Regions from separate parts of the Homo sapiens genome. Here region 1 is linked to region 2. A link is a loop called in an ENCODE intact Hi-C map of the cell type or tissue named here. Cell type or tissue: heart right ventricle. All regions are shown on one strand. Each heading gives the region's core, and the rest is flanking DNA. Links, peaks and the distances in the headings are about the cores only.

The links. Peaks named below come from ENCODE experiments on the same cell type or tissue, not always from the same donor. Only the 100,000 strongest peaks of a DNase experiment are listed, where the experiment ranks them.
Region 1: a loop joins it to region 2, with 1.8 times the contacts of the local background. A loop is called at or near these places in 2 of 110 quality-filtered maps.

What each region holds. Positions count from the first base shown.
Region 1 is chr2:100,842,537-100,847,536 of GRCh38, reverse strand. The region is part of intron 1 of NPAS2 (neuronal PAS domain protein 2); the gene reads right to left. Among named protein-coding and RNA genes, the nearest start is that of NPAS2, 25 kb to the right of the region's middle. In heart right ventricle, for the core only: no CTCF peak of the experiment used is centred there; a DNase peak (open chromatin) is centred at 1,996; H3K27ac peaks cover 2,265 bases.
Region 2 is chr2:100,924,725-100,931,785 of GRCh38, reverse strand. NPAS2 (neuronal PAS domain protein 2) reads right to left here. Exons shown (of 21, transcript NM_002518.4): 3 at 6,492-6,640. Among named protein-coding and RNA genes, the nearest start is that of NPAS2-AS1, 49 kb to the left of the region's middle. RefSeq lists an enhancer at 6,768-6,837. In heart right ventricle, for the core only: no CTCF peak of the experiment used is centred there; a DNase peak (open chromatin) is centred at 2,505.

The DNA of each region.
Region 1 (5,000 bases), core at 1-5,000, 84 kb after region 2:
TTAGCCAGGCGCGGTGGTGGGTGCCTATAGTCCCAGCTACTCCGGAGGCTGAGGCAGGAGAATGGTGTGAACCCGGGAGGCGGAGCTTGCAGTGAGCTGAGATCACACCACTGCACTCCAGCCTGGGCGAAAGAGCGAGACTCCGTCTCAAAAAAAAAAAAATTCATTTTTATTGTGGTAAAGTATACATAATCTAAAGTGCACAATTTTAACCATTTTAAGTGACAGTTCAGTGGCATTAAGTATTTTACCACAACGAAGAAATGTAACTCTGCTAAAAACTAAAAAAGAATTCCAAGATAAGAAGACAGTCACGTTATTTTTACTACCATCATCCTCCCTGTTTATTTTTAACCTGTCTTTTCTCAAATTTGGCTTTATAGATAGCAAATCAGTCCCAACAATATCACCAACAGCTGAGATCAAACTCCAGGAAAGAATGGAATGATTGTTATTATTTCTCATACTCCAAAAGCTTGAAGCGTTCTGAGCTAAAAGCATCTATAGAGTAAGTGGCTCTCTTCCATTCCAGGTTTATGTTTTGGGGAGACACAAGAGAGAAACTAAGCGCCTTGACAACATGCAATGGAATCTTCTAGGGTCAATGCAGGCTTTTGGTGGATGATTGATGGCTCAGGTCCAAACTGTGGCTGTGTGACCTCAGGCAGATGGCTGAACCTTTCTGGGCCTCAGTTTACAAGCTATAAAATGAGAATAGCATGAGTAGATGAGTTAACATATGTAAGGCATTTTCAACACTTTATGGCACAAATAAGTCCTCATTAAATGATACTTAGTATTATTGAAAGGCCAAGATCCTGCAACCAAAATATTTTAGTTGAAGGACCAACTAATATGACATTTTTATTGTGTGCAGCTAAACATCAAAATGTTTTAGAATTCATAAAAATACTTTAACTTAAAGACATGAATAATTGTTCTTTCAGTGACAAAAATAAATATTCTTTTTTAACTTAAAAAGAAGGCTTATTGTTATTCTTGGTAGTCAATGGTACAAGAGTTGTTATTAGGAGAAAAAAACACTCTTTTAACTCCTACACACAGTGGATGTCATTTAATTTAAACGTACAAACACACACAAAGACAAGAGAAGAAATGCCTTTTTAAAACCATCCCCTCTTCAAAAATTACAGATGTCTTTCAAAACCCAACATCACATTTTTAGAGTTTATTTATAAAACTTTAATACTTTAAGCGCATTTTATGTAAAACTTAATGCCTTAAACTCTGGAAACTTTTTATTCATATCTTCTAGCAAAATAAAAGATTCCAGTGTCTCCCTTGACTACCAATGATGTTACCACCCTAGAATTTTCCCTAAATGTTGGAGAAAACACACAAGAAACATATAAGCAGAAAACCATGGGGGAGGGGCATGACCTTCAGAAAACCACATGTGGGCCTGCAGGTGCTGAAATCGTGGGCACCGAGGGCTGGCCCACATGGCCAAGCCATTTGGGCACTGTCTCCATTCACCTTGGGCCTGACACCGCACCCAGGGTGGGGAAGCCACAGCATTGAACTTGCAGGGGTGGCAAGAAACTGACTGAAGGAGGGGTCGGTTCCTACAGAAATTCCAGAGTGGTTTGGAATAATCCATTCCTGACCAGAAAACCCTCTGCCATGGTGAGGAACCAGGTGAGAGCTGAGAACAGGAGCATGATGACATGCAGGAGAATCTTTTACTGTCAGGGGATCCCTAGATGACAAAGACAGCTGGTCACTACCAAAAATGGGCTAAAATCTGAGCTAGAGCTGCCTTGCCCAATAAAACAGCATGCCTCTCAGAGAAGCAGTTCTCTGATGTGAATCCCAAATTGAAGGAAGGCAGTTAGGAGCTCACAGCACAAAGACACTGCACTGTCAACAAGCCCCATGGCCAAGTATGAAACTGCCCACCAGGGCTGACATTGGATGGCTGCAGTGTGGCCCCAGCTGGCATCCACCCAGAGCAGCCTGGGTGCCTGAGTGCATGTAGTCAGCTGCCTGGCTGGGTGGCTTCCATGCTAGCCTATGCCAACCGGTGTGCTGGGTCTGTTGTTTGTTCTTAGCCAGTGCTACATTGGCACTGAGAGACTGAATGTACAAATGGACAATGGGCAGACCACATGTAAAAACAGAACCTGATCCCCAGCCTGCAGCAACCTGTACAGGAAGCCAGCCCCTCATCTACAATAATCAGCATGGAGCCAGCCTGCTCCACGTCAGACTTGGAAGAAGTCAGACCTCTATCTGCAGCCACCATCCACGAAGCCAAACTATAATGATCAGCCCCAAATGGCCAGGAGTTGATTAATAAATGACAGCTGCCCTAATTCCACCCCGATCCACTGCTTCCAACTTAGAACCAACCAGAGAGAGCCAAACATGCTCCCCTAACGGATCACACAGGAGGCCCCATTTCTAGTTAGTTACCAGCAGCTCCCCCATGCCAACAGCCTCCAATCAGGGCATGCTTGCAGCCTTCCCTTCTTTCCACTGTGAGGCTTTCCCACCCCCTGCCTGCCTCTAAGTCTCTGCCAAACACAAGTGCTGGTGGCCGACACCCTCACTAGTGCAAGCTCTGGATAAATGGCCTCTGCTTGTTCTCATTTGGGTGGTCTTTGTTTATTCCCACAGTACAATGTCTCTCATCCCTTCCTCACCCTTGACTCTCTGTCTCCTTCTCTAACGAAAGTGGCAAAGGAAAAGTAGTTAATTTCAGTGAAAAAGTCAACTGTTGCTCTGGAAAGAGGCGCAACTATACACAACCCATTTGAATGATCACAAAACACTCTCATCTCACTTTCTAGTAGTAAGTATGACTCATCCGGACAGCATCAATATGAAATACTCACTGATCTAGATTTCAAACAACCAAACGTTCCCCTATATTCATGTGGCGACATAAGAGCTAAATGAAAAAGAAAAATTAATATTAAGGGTTTGTTTCAAAATGTACTCTGCAGTCGATGCATATCAGTGTGGTACCCTACACCTTTTATACCTGCAGAGCTGGCGGGGAATCATGCAGAAAACTGTTCAGAATCACGGGCCCCTCCTCCTCGGTACCACTGGAGGCTAACTGAGCAAAGAAAGGTGAACTTTTCTGTAACATTTATGTATACTTATTTCTTCTAATTCTCTGAAAATTGGTGTTCCAAGTATAAAATATATGGTTAAGGAGATTTATCAAAATACTTGCTGATCAAAACCCCTGACTCTCCCAACATCCTGGGTAAGGGTCCCTAGGGTCCTTCTGAGCCCCGAGCCTCCCCTTGACCCCATGGAGTCCCCCTTCAGTGGTACCCACACCCAGCACAGAGCTGGGCATGGTGGTTGCTGGGTAGATAAATCACTTCACTAACTATGGGGATGATGACACAAACCCTATATTAATTGGGTCAGTATTGAAGGAGAAATTGGGTGGCCAGGCTGTGAGCCTGCAGACAGTGAGAGCTGACACGGCCCTGGGAGTCTGTGTACTATGGGCAGCCCGGCCCTATCAGGGTGGGCATCTTCACCACCATTTCTCTTCTCACCTCTTCTTGGTGTATCTAATCATTGGAATCTTCCATTTCTGTCTCCTTCTGAGCAAACGGAGGACATGGGTGCTGGAATTCCTTAGTTCTGGAATGGCTTATCAGGACACCATCTTCTCATTTGCCAAACCATCTGAACAACTGATTGATGGGTGAGATAAAGGACACTCTGAAAAGGAATTATTCCTTCATGCCAGAGTCCTTTCTAAACCTCATCCATTTTCCTTTATAAAGAGATCCTTTAGATCTCTTTATAAATGTCATCTACTTCCTTAAGATAAATGGAAATTTTTCTTAATCAAGAAAATGTTAAAGTGAACACTGAAGTGTGGAAAGCATTTTATGTTTCTTCTGCTTAACATAAGTGTTAAATAACAGAAAACAAGGGTCAGAGCCATTTCAACAATGAACAAATATCAGTATATAGGACAAACTATCTCAAAACATACTGAAAACTTGCAGTGAAAATTTTTCTAAGCAGACTTTTACCTGAGACTATCAAAACATCTTCCCATAATGGAGGTTCTGATTCCCTATTTATCTAAAAATGTGCTTCTTACCTGCCCCCTCAATCCCCAAAACTATATTGCTGTTTGGCTGTAATCTAATTTTAATGTGTGTGCAATGTTGGGGGCAGGGGAGGCTTTATAGCCAATGATTAAAGCTCAAGCAAAGCAGAGACTTTGGACTTTGATCAGAAAATGTATGAAATTCCCAGGTGAGGCTGACCAAAAGTGGGGACACCAGGGAACAGATGCCAGCATTTTTTTTTTTTTTGAGACAGAGTCTCACTCTGTCACCAGGCTGGAGTGCAGTGGTGCGATCTCAGCTCACTGCAACCTCCGCCTCCCGGGTTCAAGCGATCCTCCTGCCTCAGCCTCCCGAGTAGCTGGGACTACAGGCATGCACCACCACACCCAGCTAATTTTTGTATTTTTAATAGAGATGGGGTTTCTCCATGTTGGCCAGGATGGTCTCAATCTCTTGACCTCATGATCTGCCTGCCTCAGACTCCCAAAGTGCTGGGATTACAGGCATGAGCCACCACACCTGGCCGATCCCAGCATTTCCTACTCCTCTCAGGAACAGCTTAGGACAGAATCACTTCATTATGATAGAGCTGTACTTTTCTGTAAAAAGAATCCAGCTACAATGTGTAAAAACTGGCTGTTTGTTGAGGCACTGAATGTCTTTGCTAAAAGAAGCAACACTGGTGGGGCCACATGGAGCCTCCTGTTGTCAACAATGCACCTGTGGGCTGTGCTGACCTGTCGTCCAGTTCCTCAAACACATCCCAGAGACAAGGACACAGGTTTCTCTAGGCCAGTGAAGTGCTCAGTTATATGGACCCGCTTTGTGAAACTGTGTAGGGTCTGAGATGCTGCCCACCTTGCACGACTAAGGACTTTATATAAGTGAATACTGCAGAAAGAGGAGGCAGCTGGGTCAGGGAAAAGG
Region 2 (7,061 bases), core at 1-5,000:
ATGGCCGGGCGCGGTGGCTCACGCCTGTAATCCCAGCAGTTTGGGAGGCCGAGATGGGCAGATCACGAGGTCAGGAGATCGAGACCATCCTGGCTAATGGTGAAACCCCGTCTCTACTAAAAATACAAAATATTAGCCGGGAGTGGTGGTGGGCTCCTGTAGTCCCAGCTCCTCAGGAGGCTGAGGCAGGAGAATGGCATAAATCCAGGAGGCAGAGCTTGCAGTGAGCCAAGATCGCACCACCACACTCCAGCCTGGGTGACAGAGCAAGACTCCATGTCAAAAAAAAAAAAAAAAAAAAAGAGCTGAGTTATGCGCATCACCCTGTGAACCTCCACTTGTTCCAAAACCCAATGTTCCCAGCAGTGCTCGTCTCCACCAGGAAGACTCCTTCCTTCGAGATGTCAGAAAGAACGAGTTGCTGCTGCTGTTATACAAAATTGGATTTTTGTCTTTGTGAGTTTAAAGGGGCAGAAAAGAGCTGCTATGAGCCTTTGGTAATAGAACACTGGAAGAAACCCAGGAGAAGAAACCCAGGAGAGGAAACCGTGCTGATGGTCAGGCAGCCAACGACACTGAGAGGGCCCCTGGAGGGAGGGCCGCGCTGTGGGGAAACGTCCAGTGTCGGGCCTCATATGCACATGGTGGAATGCAGCATGGGAAGCAGAGGCAGGTGCTACATGCACATCGTGGGCCAGAATCCATTCTGTGGTGCTGGCTGAGGCAAGGAAGAGAGGGTGCAACTCCCAGTTCTTCAAACAGATGGTTGCCACAGTTCGACCACTTAGAAAAGAGAGGGACTGAAGATGTGCTATAATATTTAACCCCATAAATGCCTTTCCTCTTCTCCCCAATATGCACACTCATCTGTGAGACTCTTTTGACCACTAGGATCAAACTATAGACTAACTGTTTTTCTAGCAGAAGAGTCTTTATGGCAGCCCAAATTTCATTTAAATAGAGATCCATTCAACTTAATGGTGAAGGAAAATGAAATACCCATTTCTTTAACTTAAGTAATTTTTAGATCATTCTGTATGACTGGGTATTTTGTTAACGCTAGCATAATAACACTGAAAGCAGCCATCTCATTCACTTTGTATTTCAACAACTGAATTAGACTCCTTGGAAGTTAAGGTTCATTTCATAGCATATTAAAAAAATATGTTAGATACGATGTCTCGAATCGAGGAAAAAATGTTACACTGGGAAGTAAAATTCAGTGTTATGGTAAAAGTGGTTTCCAAATTTCAAGGGAAACAAAACCACCTGAGAGCCATTTTTGTAGGAAAACATTGTGATTAAGAGCCAACCCCCCAAATTCTACTCTGATATCACTTGTACCCATTTCCTAGAGTGCTCAACTCCCGACTGCTCCTGGTATATCTGAATAATAAGCAGTATATGTTTGGGATGTATGTGGTCAAATAAAAGCCTGGAAAATGGAGCAGAAATTCCACAGCTGTCCTGGGTATATATTACCCTGTTCAATAGGGAAATTTCTCCTTGTTCTACAGCTCTCCCCACCTCATCTTCCATCCATGAAGACAGACACATTAAAGAAGTGTGAATGAGGAATGGGATTTAATGTTAGGAGAAAATTTCATTTAGACTCACTCAGGAAGAGGATAATGTGTAGGCCAGCCTGACCCACTAGAACATCTAGATGGATGTAGATAAGGATGTCCAATATGTCCTGCTATTTACAGACTTTAGGGATTTCTCTCTTATAATAGCTACTGTTACAAAATTTTGCTACAAAGAATCATGATCAGATTCTCATTTTGATTTGGATTACTTCAGAGAGAATAAGTGTACAGTTCAGGATTAAAATTCATTTCCGAAGCTGAGAAAATAGCAATGCTGAAAGATTATTGGGGAAAGAGCTAAATAATAACTACTTGGACCTAATCATCTTTCCTTACTTATCATGTGATCTCCCTTTAGCATGACGGCAGGAAGCATGTTGAAATTCATAGTTCTTAACCCTCACTGCACACCGGAATCACCTGGGGGCCTTAAAAATGCTGATGCCTGGGCCTTACCTAGCCATCTGCTGGTGAAAGGCTCTCCACCCTCTACAACAAACAGCCCTGATTTGCAGTGTTTGCCCCTTTCTGTGGTGTAAATACGCCTACCATGGCTGATTTCAAGCTACCAACTTGATGTCAACTGGCTTGCAAAACTCCTGAAAAGTGAACAATCTTCTCTTGCAAGCTGGTATCCCATTGTGGTCCCACCCCTAGAGATCATGACATATTGGTCTGTGGGGGGTTACCTGGTAATATGTATTTTTCAAAAGCTCTTCAGGTGATTCAAATGTGCACACAAGGTTGAGAACCAGCAGTCTAAATGGACACACTCATGAACAGCTGGAGTGCAGCTGTGATATAAATAGCCACAAGAAGCCCTGTAGATCACCCCTTGTGGAGCAGCCATTGAGTGTAGTGCTAAAAGGTTGGGCTCTGGAGACAGGCTGCTGGGCTTAGATTCCACATTTTCCTGGCTGTCTGACTTGGATGAGTGACTTGACCTTGTGTGTCTCATCTGTGCAATGGAACTAACTCAAAGTGCTGCCATGGGCCGGGTGCAGTGGCTCACGTCTGTGATCCCAGCACTTTGGGAGGCCAAGGTGGGCAGATCACTTGAGGCCAGGAGTTCGAGACCAGGCTAGCCAAAGTGGCAAAACCCCGTCTTCACTAAAAATACAAAAAATTAGCCAGGTGTGGTGGCACGTGTCTGCAATCCCAGCTACTTGGGAAGCTAAGGCAGGAGAATCGCTTGAACCTGGGAGGTGGAGGCTGCAGTAAGCTGAAATTGCACCACTGCACTCTAGCCTGGGTGACAGACCAAGACTCTGTCTCCCAAAAGAAAGTGCTGCCATGAAGAGGAGCTCTATGTAGAGGAGTTCCTGTAGGTAGAGCTCTTAGAATATTGCCCAGCTCATAGCAAGCCCTGAACAGATGCTTACGGTCAGTATTCTCTACTCTGTTGCAGGTGCCTGCAGAGTTCATGTCCATTTGGACTGCAAGTAAAGGAAAGTGATTGCTTTGTTTTTTGCTTTAATCCAAGTTTTGCTCCAACAACTCTACTTCCCCAAAAAACGTACCATGAATTTTCTGCTTTATTTTGAATATGAAATCACAGAGATGAGTGAGATCCTGGCATGATCCTCATTGTGTTTAAGCAGGTTGTGCGGAGTAGGCCTTCATCTTATGAAAAAGGCGAGCTGAAGCAGGCTCTCCCGGTATTTGGAGGCTGCATTTCTGCTGACTTATCCTTTCCAGGGCCCAGATTTGACAATTCTGTAATTCCACAGTGGACAGAGCCCGGCATAAATGTCAGGCTGATGAACTTGATCCCAGCTGTCCTATTTAACAGCTGTCCTGCTTCTCGGTGGCAATGACCTAGTTTGAGTAATTTGCACAAAATATCTTGGCAATCAAACCAACCTGCTATTTCACTTGGCTAAATCATTATTTAGGAAATATAACCATTTGATTAAATTATCAGGGCAATCAAATACTGCTGTAACACTTCGTTCCAATCCTGCTTGATTGGTCTTTCCTGACTTTTAACAAAAGCAATTAACATGTTCTTTACTCTCTCCTGGGCAGCTTTGGAAAAAATAATATGAGGATATATCATCACTGTCACATTTTTAATAGGTATATATGATCATCAAAGAAATAATAAAAGACTAAGAAGTATAATGAAACTTTCTGATGTCCCAGCCGCACCCTCTTTTATGAAATCATCTTGTCTAGGAAAATGTTCAGTGGAAGAGACACATCACTGCCTGCATGGAAGAACTGTAATTATTTCCTCACTAATTCTGACATTTCTGACTTATTATGTTTGGTGTCATGATTAAAGAAAAAAGAATTCTGCTCTTCCTGCTTGCTAATAGGTTCTGAGCCCTCTTAACTATTCTGTGACTTTTTGTAACATCCTGGGTGACTGGCAGGGTAGGTGTGACCACACACTAACAGGTAAAAGTGTTTGAAGGAGAGGAAAAGGGAGAGAGAATGATTTGAGAAAGATGTGAGCTCAAGGATGAGTTCAAGTGGCATATGCAGGTGATCGTGTGATGGAATACTATACACTAATGAAAGGGAACTAGCAATAGCATGGGAAGAATGGGAGGAATCTCATAAACATCATGTGTATAATTCATGGTTCCATCTGAATAAGGTTCCAACAGGCAAAAGCAACCTATGGGGTTAGAAGTCAGCACAGAGGTTCCTTCTTTTGGGAAAGCAGAGGAAGACAGGAAGGAGCTTCTATTTCTTGACCTGGGTCGTTGGTTCCCTGGCTGTGTCTGCTTTGTGATAATTAATTCAACTGTACAGTTATGATTTGTATATTCTCTGTATGTGTTACTTTTATAAAGTATTACAAAGTTAGAAAAAGAATGGAGTGCCAGGATAACTGGAAATCCACATGCAAAAGGATGAATTTTCATAGCCCACCTTACGACATCTACAAAAACGAACACAAAATGGATCAAATATCTATGCTTAACCTACAGTTTAAAATTATAAACCTTTTAGGCTGGGCGTGGTGGCTCACACCTGCAATCCCAGCACTTTGGGAGGCCGGGGCGGGTGAATCACGAGGTCAGGAGATTGAGACTATCCTGGCTAACATGGTGAAACCCCTTCTCTACTAAAAATAGAAAAAATTAGCCGGGTGTGGTGGCACCTCTAGTCCCAGCTACTCAGGAGGCTGAGGCAGGAGAATGGTGTGAACCCTGGAGGCGGAGCTTGCAGTGAGCCTAGATCACGCCGCTGCACTCCAGTCTTGGTGACAGAACAAGACTGTCTCAAAAAAAAAAAAAAAAAGAAAGAAAAAAAGAAAAAAGGTTATAAACCTTTTAGAAGAAAACATAGATATAAATCTTCATTACCTTAGATTAGGCAATGATTTCTTAGATAGAATGCCTCAAGCACAAGTAGTCAAAAGAAAAAAATAAATTTGACATTAACTGATTAAAATTTAAAACCTTCGTGTGTCAAAGAGTATCACTTGAAAAGTAAAAAGACAATCCACAGAATGGGGGAAGATATTTTCGAATTCTATACCAGATAAGGGTCTAGTATCTAGAATACATGGAGAACTCTTACCACTCCAGCATAAAAAGAAAAATCAATGATTTAAAAAGGGGCCATGGATTTGGACATCTCTCCAAAGAAGATACACAAATAGCCAATAAGTACATGAAAAGATCACGAAAAGGAAAACATGATCAGTTATTGGGAAATTCAAATCAAAGTCACATAAGATATCACTTCATACCCACTAGGGAGATTATATTAATAATAGTCATAATAAAAGAAGACAGTAATAAGTGTTGCCAAGGATGTGGAGAAATTGGAACCCTCATACATTGCTGCTGGGAATATAAATAGGTACAAGCCACCTTGGAAAACAGTTTGGCAGTTCCTCAGAAAGCTAAACACTACCATTTAATGCAGCAATTCCCCTCCTAGGAATACAAACAAAAGAAGTGAAAACATATATCAACTCAAAAATTTGTACATGAATGTTCACAGCAGCATCATTCATAATTTCCAAAAATTGTAAACAACCCAAATATCCATCAACTGATGAATGGTTAATCAAAATATGATATTAATATATCCATACAATGGAATATTGTTGGTCCATGAAACGGAATGAAGTACTCACACATGCTAAAACACAGATGCTACGTGAAAGAAGCCAGATACAAAAAGACCACATACCGTATGATTCTACTTGTATAAAATGCCTAGAATAGGGGAATTGATGGAGACAGAAAACAGATTCGTGGTTGCCAGGATCTGGAGGGAGGGGGAAGAATGGGAAATGATGGCTAATGGATACAGGGTTTCTTTTTTGGCATGATGAAATTAGAGAGTGGTGATGGTTACACCACCTTGTGAATATACTGAAGACCACTGCACTCTACACTTTAAAATGGTGAATTTTATGGTATAAACATTATATCTCAATAAAAACAGAATGAATGTGACATTAAGAAAATAAATTCTTTTCAATGTATTTTTTCATGATGTAGCGCAAAAGACCAAAGAGTTCGAGGGCAGTGGCAGAGAGGGATGAAAAGGCCCACATAGTCTGATCCCACAGGAAGTGAGTATTCAGCCACTGCATCTGTTCAGCATTGAATAAAAGACACTTGTTCCAGGGATTTTTGATCAAGATGTTGTCACTGTGAATGCCACGCTGCTTCGGCTGGGTGCTACCTGTGAGGTTGTTTTGGATTCTCTCGTCTGGCTTATAATGCAATTGGGAGGTGTGTGCCCTCTCCCCACCCAGCCAGAGACGGGCTGATAGAGGGTGGAGTGTCTTTACAATGGGAAGCCCTCGACCGGTAAGGCTGGGCCTGGCTGGGGAGACAAAACCAACCAGGCAGCCCAGATTGGTGAAGTCATCACCACATGGACGGGGCAGGGTGGAAAAAAAACAGAGAGAAGGGTGACCTTTACCATTGTGTTTCTGCAAAAATCCGATGACCTTTTCCAACACGGTGGTTTTGTCCATTTTCCGCGTGTTGCCAGGGAGCATGGAACTGAGCTCTTTGATGAGAACATTGAACTGGTCCCGACGCTTCTTCTCAGACTTGTTTCGAGAAGCTCTGTAAACACAAAACGAGCAGGTTACTGGAACATTCCACGTCACAAAGGCTTTGTGATGAAACAAAAGCACTTTCTATTAGAGCACATTCTATTGTGATCATCTATCTTATCAAAAAACTCTTTCAGGAAGGTCACGCTGGCCACATTTCCAAGGCAGGAGGATAGAAAATGTTTTGCTAGACTCTTGGCCACAAAGACAGACAGCATTAATAACCAGTAAGTTCTGACTCAGACGCAAAATCTGACAGATTAGCTCTGAGGCCGGATGCTGCTCATTCGGATCTCATAGAGCTTTCACTTTCAGAGAGCAAAGGACACACTGCTGACTGAGATGGCTGTGCTCGGAGAGCCCTTCCTAAGACTCAAACCAAGTCCCCTTCAATCCAGAACACCCAGCCTGGTTCCAGGGCCCACGGGGTG